Regions from separate parts of the Mus musculus genome. Here region 2 is linked to region 1. A link is a loop called in an ENCODE intact Hi-C map of the cell type or tissue named here. Cell type or tissue: heart. All regions are shown on one strand.

Region 1 (5,000 bases):
TAGCAGGCACCTCATGGTACCTTTCATATGGCCAGTGTGCCACATTCTGTCCATTCTATACTTAGGCCGTCCCTTAAAAAAATCACAGGTTTGATTTTGTGCAACTCTGTAGAAAACCATTCAGGATATTCTCAGGATCACTATGATGAAGACCCCTGGGGAACTGAGCTGCCAGTCATACAGTACCACTTTTCCTTTCTCTTGTTTAAGTGCCATTGACTTGATTCCTTTCTCCTAGAGTTCCATCGTTCTGAAAGCTTGACTCAAATCAGAACCTTTTCTTCCCTGCTCTGTGTTATCATCAGCTCTCTAGTCAATGTACCCAGCACAATCTCCCTGTTTGTAGATTACAGGTACCCTAAACTTATCCTCCTACCATTTGACAAACATCTACCTCTCCACAGTGTGTGAGCCTCCCATGGACCAGGTCTGCCCTGTATACTCTTTGTTGTCTCTCTACCATGCAGGGCAGTCTATGGTCTACAAAATACAGTACATATGTGTTTAGGTGATTGCTTTTCTCATAAGGTTAGGGTTGCTCTAAGGAACCTGGCCTTCCTTATTTCCTGCAGAACCTACTTCATTTTTAGTAGCGTCTCCATTGTATGGCCAATGAAGTCCCAACTCATTTTTTTTTTTTTTACCAGTTCTTTCATTCCCCCTTTCCTCTAAATACCTGTTATTTGGAATTTATTACTTATATTATCTGTACCATATTATATCTTAGCCATGCTATAGTCTACTTAACAGCCTTCTTTCCTCCCTCAGAGGGGGGGGGGCTGACTCTGGCACCCCTAGAATCACCTTTCCAGATTACCATGCTGCAGAGAACTGTCTTCTGAGTGCTTGCTCTCCTCACATAGTTCCCAAGATATGAGTGCTACAGTATGGCTCTCTCTTCCACAGGATCACTGTCCCAGTAGATAGGTTCACCACAGTCAGTTCCTTCTTTACATTTCCATGGCCACATCAGGGTAAAGTGCCTCAGCATGGCACGAGATTGAGTGTGTCGTCCTGGGTAAGCCGAGTCTACACACTTACAACTTTGTTCATTGCTCTAGTAAGATGAACATTATTCACGCTTTGATTGTTCTTTATAAAACTACATATGCTCCTCCAAGACTATATAAAAGTACTTCACAATGTCAGTGAAGACTATACCAAATATACTAGCTTCATCCCATGTAAGTCATCTGAAAAGTCATCTTGGTAGTCAGCATACGTTAGTGACATGAGGAAGTTTTCAAAAAGATATCACAGTCAACTCCTACCACCTTCACCTCAGCATCTTCCTCTAGTCATGCTCAGAGTTGGGTGTTAGCAGCATCTTCAATTTGTGTCAGACTAGCAGCCCAAAACTCAAACAAGAGAATTGTGCTCTTCGATTTTCATTTATGTTTTATGTGTTCACAGACAGCTACACATTTACAGTTTGGGTTCGTATTGGGTTGTCCTCCCTCACCCATCCCTCCCTTGTCCCCCTCTTCCTTCCTTCTTTCCTCCATTCTTCTCTCTTTCTTTCCTGCTGCCACTCCCCTCATAATTAATTCTTGACTTACTGCTATAGCCTCCAGATTGTTCTTCTAATTCATCCATGCCTCTGTTGCCAGAATTGCCTTTTAAGACAGAATTGACAGTCCTCAGCTTGAGACCCTATAGCTTAATTTCCTTTTCAGTTTCTTCTGTACTTGACATAAGCCAGAGTGTATCTAGCTCTTGGTTAAAGCTTATGGGATCTCTAAGAGGGCGAGCAGTAACTATTCTGAAGCACAGCCTCTGCTACAGCATGGGGACAGGTTGAGTATACATACCAGTTACCATGAAAGTCATGTTCATCTGCAAAGCCAGGACATAGTACCAGAAACTGCTGCCCAGCCAGAGAGGTCAGCACATGACCAAGCCCTGTGCTTCAGAACCATGTCTTGTGTCTGTTTTCTGACCACAGTGAGTCAATGGAGGCAAACCATTTGGCCTTTACCCTGCGAGTATCAGAATAAGAGAGGTGTCAATCTTTTGGTTGAGTAGATGCATGGTACAGCTTACTCACTTAAGTGTTCCTCTTGATTTCCTATTTCCCTGAGTTTCCAAGTGGTAACAACAAGCTGTCAGCCCACTCCTAACACAGCTGCCGAGCTACATAGAATATTCCCTCTCCAATAGATAAAGTTCGAAACCTCAGCTCCACTCTACTACGGGGTTTCTGAGTGATGGTTCTATACTTTTAACCCTCTCTAGTTCATTCATAGCTCATGTTTATTAATTTACTGACTAAATTGTGAAGTGGACTATAACCACCATATTTTAAATAAAACAAGTAGGAAACAGCATAAACTTCTATCTCGGTTCTTGCAGATGAAGCAGCAAAAAGGGATGTGTAGATTGCAGTTACCATTCTGGCTTTGGTAAGCAAGAAACATGTAGTTAGTATTTCTATCTTTTTCCTTTGGATTTGTTTTCTATTCCTTGTGCCTGTAGCTGATCTGGGGTCTTCACTTTGACTCTTGAGGTGCTTGAGCTGCCAGCGGCTCTGCCTTGACAGGTCAATCTTGTTCCTTGCTCTGTCCACTTTGAGAATGCTCAGTAGTGTCAGGGGGTGGTGGCACACACCTTTAATCCCAGCACTTGGGAAGCAGACGCAGGCTGATCTCTGAGTTCAAGTCCAGTCTAGTCCACATATTGAGTTCCAGGAATGCTAGGATTGTCACCCCTCCATTTATCCCTTGGTTCCAGAAACCAGTTATTTTGTTTGTTTGTTTTGCTTTTGCCAGGGAAATACATATTACTTGGCCGGTCGGACTATACTTTGCATCTTTTAACTTACAGGCTTTTCCAAGTTCCATCAGGTCTTGACCCTCACTTTGCATCCTGACTGAATTTTTAGTAAATCTCATCTTTGATTACTTAAGACCATTGACCTTTATCAACCCATTGTCTTATTATGACCAAGTGACTTATGCAGTTTTGGTCTTTAATAGCCTCAGTATTTTTAGCCACCTAGTCATCACATGACTTCCTACTCCAGGGCTTTGGTGGTTTGCAGACACCATCTGTTCTAATCATTAGTCTTTCCAGCTCTTGATGCCCTGAGGTTGTCTCTCACAGAGACTTTACAGCAGTGCTGTTCTCAAACGAGCCAGTCATTATTTTGCAAAGGATTCTGGTAGAAGAGAGGAAATCTCTGGTAGGGGTTGCCATTCTTATTCAGATCTTCATACATACACATATCTCACCATTCTCTTAGCATCCTTTGGCTAGTTGTGCTTGGCTGGGTCTACCTAAGTGAGCCTTATAGCTGAATTCTGATAGAGGAGCCCCAGCTCTCTCATCAATGGTCTTTTTTTTTTCTTGGACAGCTACAAGAGTGACCTTCTGGGTATGGAGATGCCAAACATTTTCACCCCAGGTTGAGATAATGTGAAATCTGGCTGTTAAGAATTCTTGATGAGCCAGTCGACTAGTTCAGAGACTTTGGAAGGTCTGTGAGACACTGAGCTTACAGCAAGTCCCTCAGGAGAAAGAAGTACCCCAGTGACCTAGACCAACACACCTGAAGAGTTCCCCTGACTAATCACCAGTTTGTCATTGTACTGTAACTAAGCTATAGTCCCCAGATTACAATGCATTCTCACCTCTCAGCTTTTATCCATGCTGCTTCCACTTCTGTGGGAAAACTCTCACTATTTTAGGACTGGGCCCTGGTACAGTCAGATACTGGGGAGGAACACAAGTGTTGGAAAAAGCAGAGGAATTGTTGCTATTCATTGGTCACCTGCTTCTTGACTTTCCTTTGGTCTGCTTCCATCACAGCAGAGGTGGAGGTGGTCTGTGAGTTACAAGTCATGAAGTAGCCTTTCATTTTCCAAAACCACACCCTGCCCTGTATAAGATTCCAGGGTAGGAAAATCACCTAGCACAGAGGGAGAGAAAATGCTTTCCTCTTACCCATCCCCTCTGGCAGTCCTTTAGCATCTGCCTTTTAGTGCCTATTACTGAGTGTTAGCCGGTCAGACACCAGCACGGTTGTGTCTGAAATGGGCATTTCTAGCCACTTTTTCTTCCCATTGGTGGGGATTAAAACTAGGCTTTCTACAACTACACAAGTGCCCCACTGCTAAGCTATAACTACAGCCTGCAGACATCATCCCTGACTCTTTCCCCGAAGCTGAGAACAGGCTTGGAGTTGTGTAACTTGTCCAAAGGTCATGTAGCTGTGAAATGCCAGTAGCTATGTGATGGACAGCTGTCTAATGACAGGCTGTCTTGTGTTTCCTTTAAGGAGAGTCATGTCTGCTTGTCCTTTCTCTTAATAAAAATTCCCTCTTGTTATTAAGGCATAGTTCTTTTTAAATTACCCAGGTACAGGATCAGTGTTCTGCTTGAATTAATATATGCATCTTTGTTTTAAACTTTATATCTCCCATCTCTCATCTTGAGACAGAAAATAGACACCCAAATAGCCCATCTTCTAATCCAAAGTATCTGTTGCAATAAATTGGCTATATAGATAACAGTCCATTTATGTGTGTGGAGCAGTAGGATTTTTTTTTATTGCTTATTACTCTATTCTATATAACCTTTTCTTTTAGTTAACATCTAAGAAACCCAGCCCTTTAGAAAATGTCATAAGATAAATTAAATTTCCCTGAGTTCTGTGGTTTCTGTCTGAAGGGTTTTTTTCCCCTATGACTATGCTTTTCAGTTGAATATTTCTCTGAAGTCTTAGCTGAGGTCTCCAGCCAAAGTGCACATGCGTCTGTCTGCTCATCCTTTTGTGGCATCCAGGTGTGGTGTGTGAATGGCCAAGGCAGGAGTACAAGGCTTCCTCCCCACCTCCTCCTTTCCAGCCTTTGGGGATGGGGCACATCGCCATCGTGTTAGAAAATCCATGGGTGTTCACACAAGAAAAGAAAAAGGCAAGCATGGCCAAAACAAGCAAGTTCTTCCTATTCTTCCCTCTGTCTGAGAAATGTTCCCTCCCTTCCCTTAGTGCCTGATGCAAC
Region 2 (5,000 bases), 69 kb after region 1:
CCTAATGACTTCTAAACTTTGTTTTTAAGGCTTCTGGGGCAAGAACCTCAAAAGGCCTGCCTCAGGGGCCACCTTCTACCTTAGGTAGCCGAGCTGTTTTTTGGCATTGTTAGAGGCTGACATAGTCTGAGCCAGGATGTTTAGCTGCTTGTGGGGTAGGAAAAAAAGGTTAAGAAAAATAATTGTTGTTTTTGCAAACTATCTATTTAAAAACTGAACCTCAGGAAGCAGATCTGTGTTCCAATGCTTGGATGAATCAGAGCTCACAAAGTATAAATACACATTAGCAGGAGAAGGCTTCCCATAACCCAAGTACTTATGTCTCCCAGCCGGGAACCTCTGAACTCCTGTTTCTCATTCCCAGGAGAGCCAAGAAAGCGGCCCACAGTCCAAACGGAAATGGTGGGGCTTCGTTCAGCCTAAGTTCAAACTCCTATGGGCATTCCAGGACAGTTTGTTTGTTTGTTTGTTTTTCTTTTTCTTTAAAAGCAGCTGGTGTTTAGCTGCTTACTTGTTCACTTGCAGACAAGCAGGCAGGAACTATTTAGGAAGGTGGGGACCCCCACCCTCTTCTTTCTTTGGCTCCTTTCTACCAAAGAAATGTTGCTAAATAAGTTAACTTTGACTCATTGACCCCTCAGATCAGCTAATAAAGATGAATCATACAGACCATGGCTTGCTTAAGGGGCAGTGTAATCATTTTACTTAAAAATGATGTCAGGTGGTAATTTAGCAACAAGCCCGCTTCCAGGCTATCTAATTCCATTTAACAAGGAGGAAAAACATTGTAATTAATGAAGAGCGTATACTTTTGTTCTCAAATTTTACTGTGTGTAAGCAAAGGGGGAAAGGAGCAGAGGAGAAAGCTTGTTGACAAATGTAGATTCTAAAGTCCAGTTTTGGTGAGTTCTGATCCTATGGGGTCTTGAGCTGGGCTTGGGGTTCTGCATTCAAAAGAGCAGGAGGCCTTTCTTATCATGACAATCCCACTTGCATTTAGTTAGGTTAAATATCCTACTGCCTCCTACCCCAACCCAGCCCCCAGTTGTCTAAAAACTTGGGACAATGAGAATAATCGCCACCACCTTCAGGGTAATGCTTTTCCAGAATTTCATGACATACCCTAACGTTAGGATTTTAGCTAGTGAGATTCGGGACTGGAACTTTTCTCTGCCAAAGCTTCTTTAAGAAGGGCTAGAACATCTCCCAGAGTCCTCTCTTCTACCCCCTGACCCCAGCATACCCGGGCTTCCTTCTTTCTCCACAATTAAGATCCTGGCTTTGAGCCGTGCCCACAGGAGTCTGACCTATGCCCTCCCAGGACTCCATGTCGGGGACCAAAGACTCGTCAAGACAACATCCGTGAATCTCAAGATCACTTCCCTCCTGGAATGAAGGCCTGCAGAAGCTCATTAACTCCCCTCCCCACCCCCCCCCCTTGGCACAAAACTACTTGGCAGCTACCCAAGGAATTCTAGCGTCCTGCAGAATCCAAGTTTACAAACCACCAGAACAAGGTATTACTTCAGAATGCTATTGGAATCTGGTGCTGTCTAACGAGAATGTCTCCTGGCTTATAGGGTCCCTGCTTCTCCCTCTTCAACCCCACCTTGCAGAAACCAGCTGTCTGCTGACAGAGATTAATGACAAGGTATTGCTACACCAAGGTAAGATGTCGTGGGAATCTAAACTCATCACTAGCTGCTTCCTTCTGAAGTACCTCGTGAGGCACCCAAACAAAGCACTGTTGGATATAGCTTAGGGATGTTAAGAGACATTGAATCCCTTGATAGTCTGTCTATGCAGAGATATTTGGGACATTTAAAACTCTTCATCCATCCTGAAATGAGCTACCTAACTGAGAATAACCCCTAGACTGTTAGAGAAAACTTCCCTGTGGGGGATGGGTACAGGAGGAGGGCATATCTCTTCACCTTTGAGTGACCAAGTTTGTTAGACCATTAAGTCCAGGGGCTAGTGGGCAGGCCTGGATGCTAGGTTGCTAAAGAGCATTCTGAGAAAGGTAACCTTTGACTTCCTAACCAGAAACAGGGAACTCCTGATGACTCTACACGGCTGCTGGAACGTGTCCACATGGCTTTCACCACAACTCATCCCTTGCCGAAGAGGAACCAGAGGCCAGCTTCCTGCACCTCCCAGTGTGGGAACGGGCAAGGCCCCTGGAGCCACAGGGAGCTATGGCTTTTGCTATTTACAGATATTGAAGGCAGTTTGATCTTGTAACACGCCCCGCCCCCCTTGGAAAGTCGGATACCCAGCTCCTAAGGTCTGCGTGGTAAGGCAGCCCAACACTCATTCCCTGGGCCAAGGTGGTGACTAGGTGGACCCTAACATCAGACTACCCACGTTGTGGCAAAGAGACCCTCTGGGGATAAGCGTACACATAAAGCCATAGGGTGTGGCGTATAATGACAGCAAGGAATCACTATTAATCCAATCCAAAAAGTGAGAAGGCGCCAAGTCTCACTCCTTCAGCTCAATGCCAAATCCAAGCTGTTTAAACCACTGTTTGTGCAATGGGCATTCCCTGTGAGTGCTCCGAAACCATTCATCTCCACACTGCAATCCAGTAGCACTATGTCAGCAGTATTCACACTTGTCAAATGACAAGAGAATCGGGGGCTCCCCCACCACAGCTCGCACCTACACAGCAGCCTCACGGGTTTTTTGAGAACTCAGAAATTTTGCTGTTTGCTTCAACCCCACCCCCACCCACACCCCCACCCCTTTCAGATGCTACATGGAGCAGAATGAGCAGTGCCAAACAACCACAGGATGGAAAAACCAGCAAGGATTCCATAAGCTCACAAGACTCCACACTGTTCCATGTTTTCATACAAAAAATTTAATAAATATTACTTTTCAAAATTTATTGCCAGGAACAACACATCAAAGATGTATTTTCTGTTCATATAACACTAATAGAACAAACACCAAGTATCTCCCCAGTCCCGGTGGTGAACCTGGATCACTCTGTTTTATAAGCCTTTTTTTTGATCTTGAGCTTGGTAATAGCACTTTGATTTCCTCACTTAAGGCAGGCAGTGTACTCTACGGCAAATCTAAACAGTGATCTAACTGGACATTTTACGGTTCAAGTATTCAACTAGCTTATGAGAATACTCCCTAAATGCAGTAGACAACAACAACGAAATCAAGTCTACAAGTGGTTCAGCATTACATAACGAATGGTGAAAATAAATCAGAATTTACAAAGTAAGATTGGGATGCTTCCAACTTCACACAATTAATTTGATATTTGTAATGAGATTCAACCAGTCACTTTCTGGCTACATAAGTCATATAGCTCAGTCTGTTCCCTTAAAACTGACTGCTCTGTAGCAGATCGCCTGCCTGTCTCTTTTCAAGTCTAAAGCAGGAAAGAAAGAGGAAAAAAAAAAAAAAAAGAAAGAAAGAAACCTGTTCTAGAGCAATTCTTAATCTGCCTCAGTCAGTCCTTAAAATGTGTCTTAAACTTAAAGTGATGCTATCAAGGAAGTGTTTCAACACCTGACGTCGTACAAAAAAAAAAAAAAAAAAAAAAATTCCATCAGTATTCCCAGGGGAAAAAGCCTATCCCATCCTTTCAAGAGAAACTATTTCCAAACACCTTAATTTTGGCTTACAGGCAACACGTTATGAGAAAAGTTCACAAAAAAAAGAGTCATATGCTTACAACACTATCAAAAACCTTCAATTCTAAACACATACATATAAATAAAAAGGAATGATGTTTTAAGGCTCTTGATTATTAAGTTAATAAATCAAATATACACAGTGATTAATAAAAAAAGAATTATTTACATAACTATACAAAAATTCTACTTTGACACATTTTTCCTCTTTAAATTCTTCATTTTACCAGCAACTGCTGACATCAAATCCCCCCTCCCCCAACAACAAAAATACAATAAAAAAAAATAAATAATAAAGTCATTTGTGATAGTTGCTGTGGTTCTGAGCTGCAAAGGCACTTTCAAATACAGAACTACTCGAACGTCATCATAAAACCAATATACAAAAACAACTCAAGAGTCAATAAATATAAATAAAACTATGATCCTAAGGCTGCCATCACCATTAGGACCGCTGGCAGATGTGGAAGCTCCAGGCCTAGGGCTGGGCAGCTCCTGGGAGCCCGATGTGTCTGCGGCAGGGGAATGGACACCAGGGCACATTCACTAGTTTTTGCATAGCTGTGAGAGCGCTGCACTCAATTTCCCAGCCAACCACAGAAACTACCAGTGCCAGTGGAAGCCAGCTTGTCGAAACTTAAATTAACACAGGATTCTAAGTCAACAACAGCCTCAGACTGGAATAGGACAACAGTTTAAAGAAACTACAAGCCCCGCGGTGCCCTCAAACTCTACCTATGGCGGCAGCCCACTGTCTGCTATACGATGTATTCCATCCGGTTCAAGCTCTGGGCACTTTCCAAGTCTCTGTTGTCCTGTTTATTTGTCCAGTTCGGGTGTTTTGTCGGCGTGCCGCTGGGGGCCTTCTCCTCTCTGTCTACCAGCGTATACACTGGCTGTTTGGCAAAGCGGACTTTCTGCTGGTGTTTATCCATGTCATCCTCCTCCACTTCCGAGTTGTGTGTCCTGATTTTTGACATTTTCGAGTTTTTGTTCTCGTAATCCTTAATGGGGACCGTGTTGGCTCCGTGTTTCTCGATGGGGTTTTTGATTTGGTTCAGCTGCTCCCGCACATTGTTGGTGGTGTTGTCCTCGGGGGCGGAGTGAGTGTGGCTGCTGGGCTTCCGCCGCTTCCTTACACACCAGTAGAAGGCTGTCACCAAGCAACAGACCCAAGCCACTGTTAAGACAGAGCTCAGCAGAGGAACCAGGAAATCTGGAAGACAAGCCAAGGACCAGTTAACTCAAGAAGAGCTATTGCCATAGGAACAGAATGCCAACAGTGGTCTTCCTGTATTCGGTCCCTAAGAGGGGCACTGTGGGGACAAGAACCTCTTTGAAACT

The links. Hi-C counts contacts between places; a loop is a spot of excess contacts. Peaks named below come from ENCODE experiments on the same cell type or tissue, not always from the same donor. Only the 100,000 strongest peaks of a DNase experiment are listed, where the experiment ranks them.
Region 2: it touches region 1 in a loop (2.6-fold over the local background); 3 of 42 quality-filtered maps call a loop at or near these places.

What each region holds. Positions count from the first base shown.
Region 1 is chr2:137,009,165-137,014,164 of GRCm38, forward strand. All of the region lies in intron 4 of Slx4ip (SLX4 interacting protein), which reads left to right. Among named protein-coding and RNA genes, the nearest start is that of Jag1, 100 kb to the right of the region's middle. In heart, no CTCF peak of the experiment used is centred here; DNase peaks (open chromatin) are centred at 3,047 and 4,857.
Region 2 is chr2:137,078,610-137,083,609 of GRCm38, forward strand. Jag1 (jagged 1) reads right to left here. Exons shown (of 26, transcript NM_013822.5): 26 at 2,842-4,872. The coding sequence ends at 4,415. It also overlaps a transcript of Slx4ip not described here. Among named protein-coding and RNA genes, the nearest start is that of Jag1, 35 kb to the right of the region's middle. In heart, no CTCF peak of the experiment used is centred here; DNase peaks (open chromatin) are centred at 362, 2,142 and 4,752; H3K27ac peaks cover 370 bases.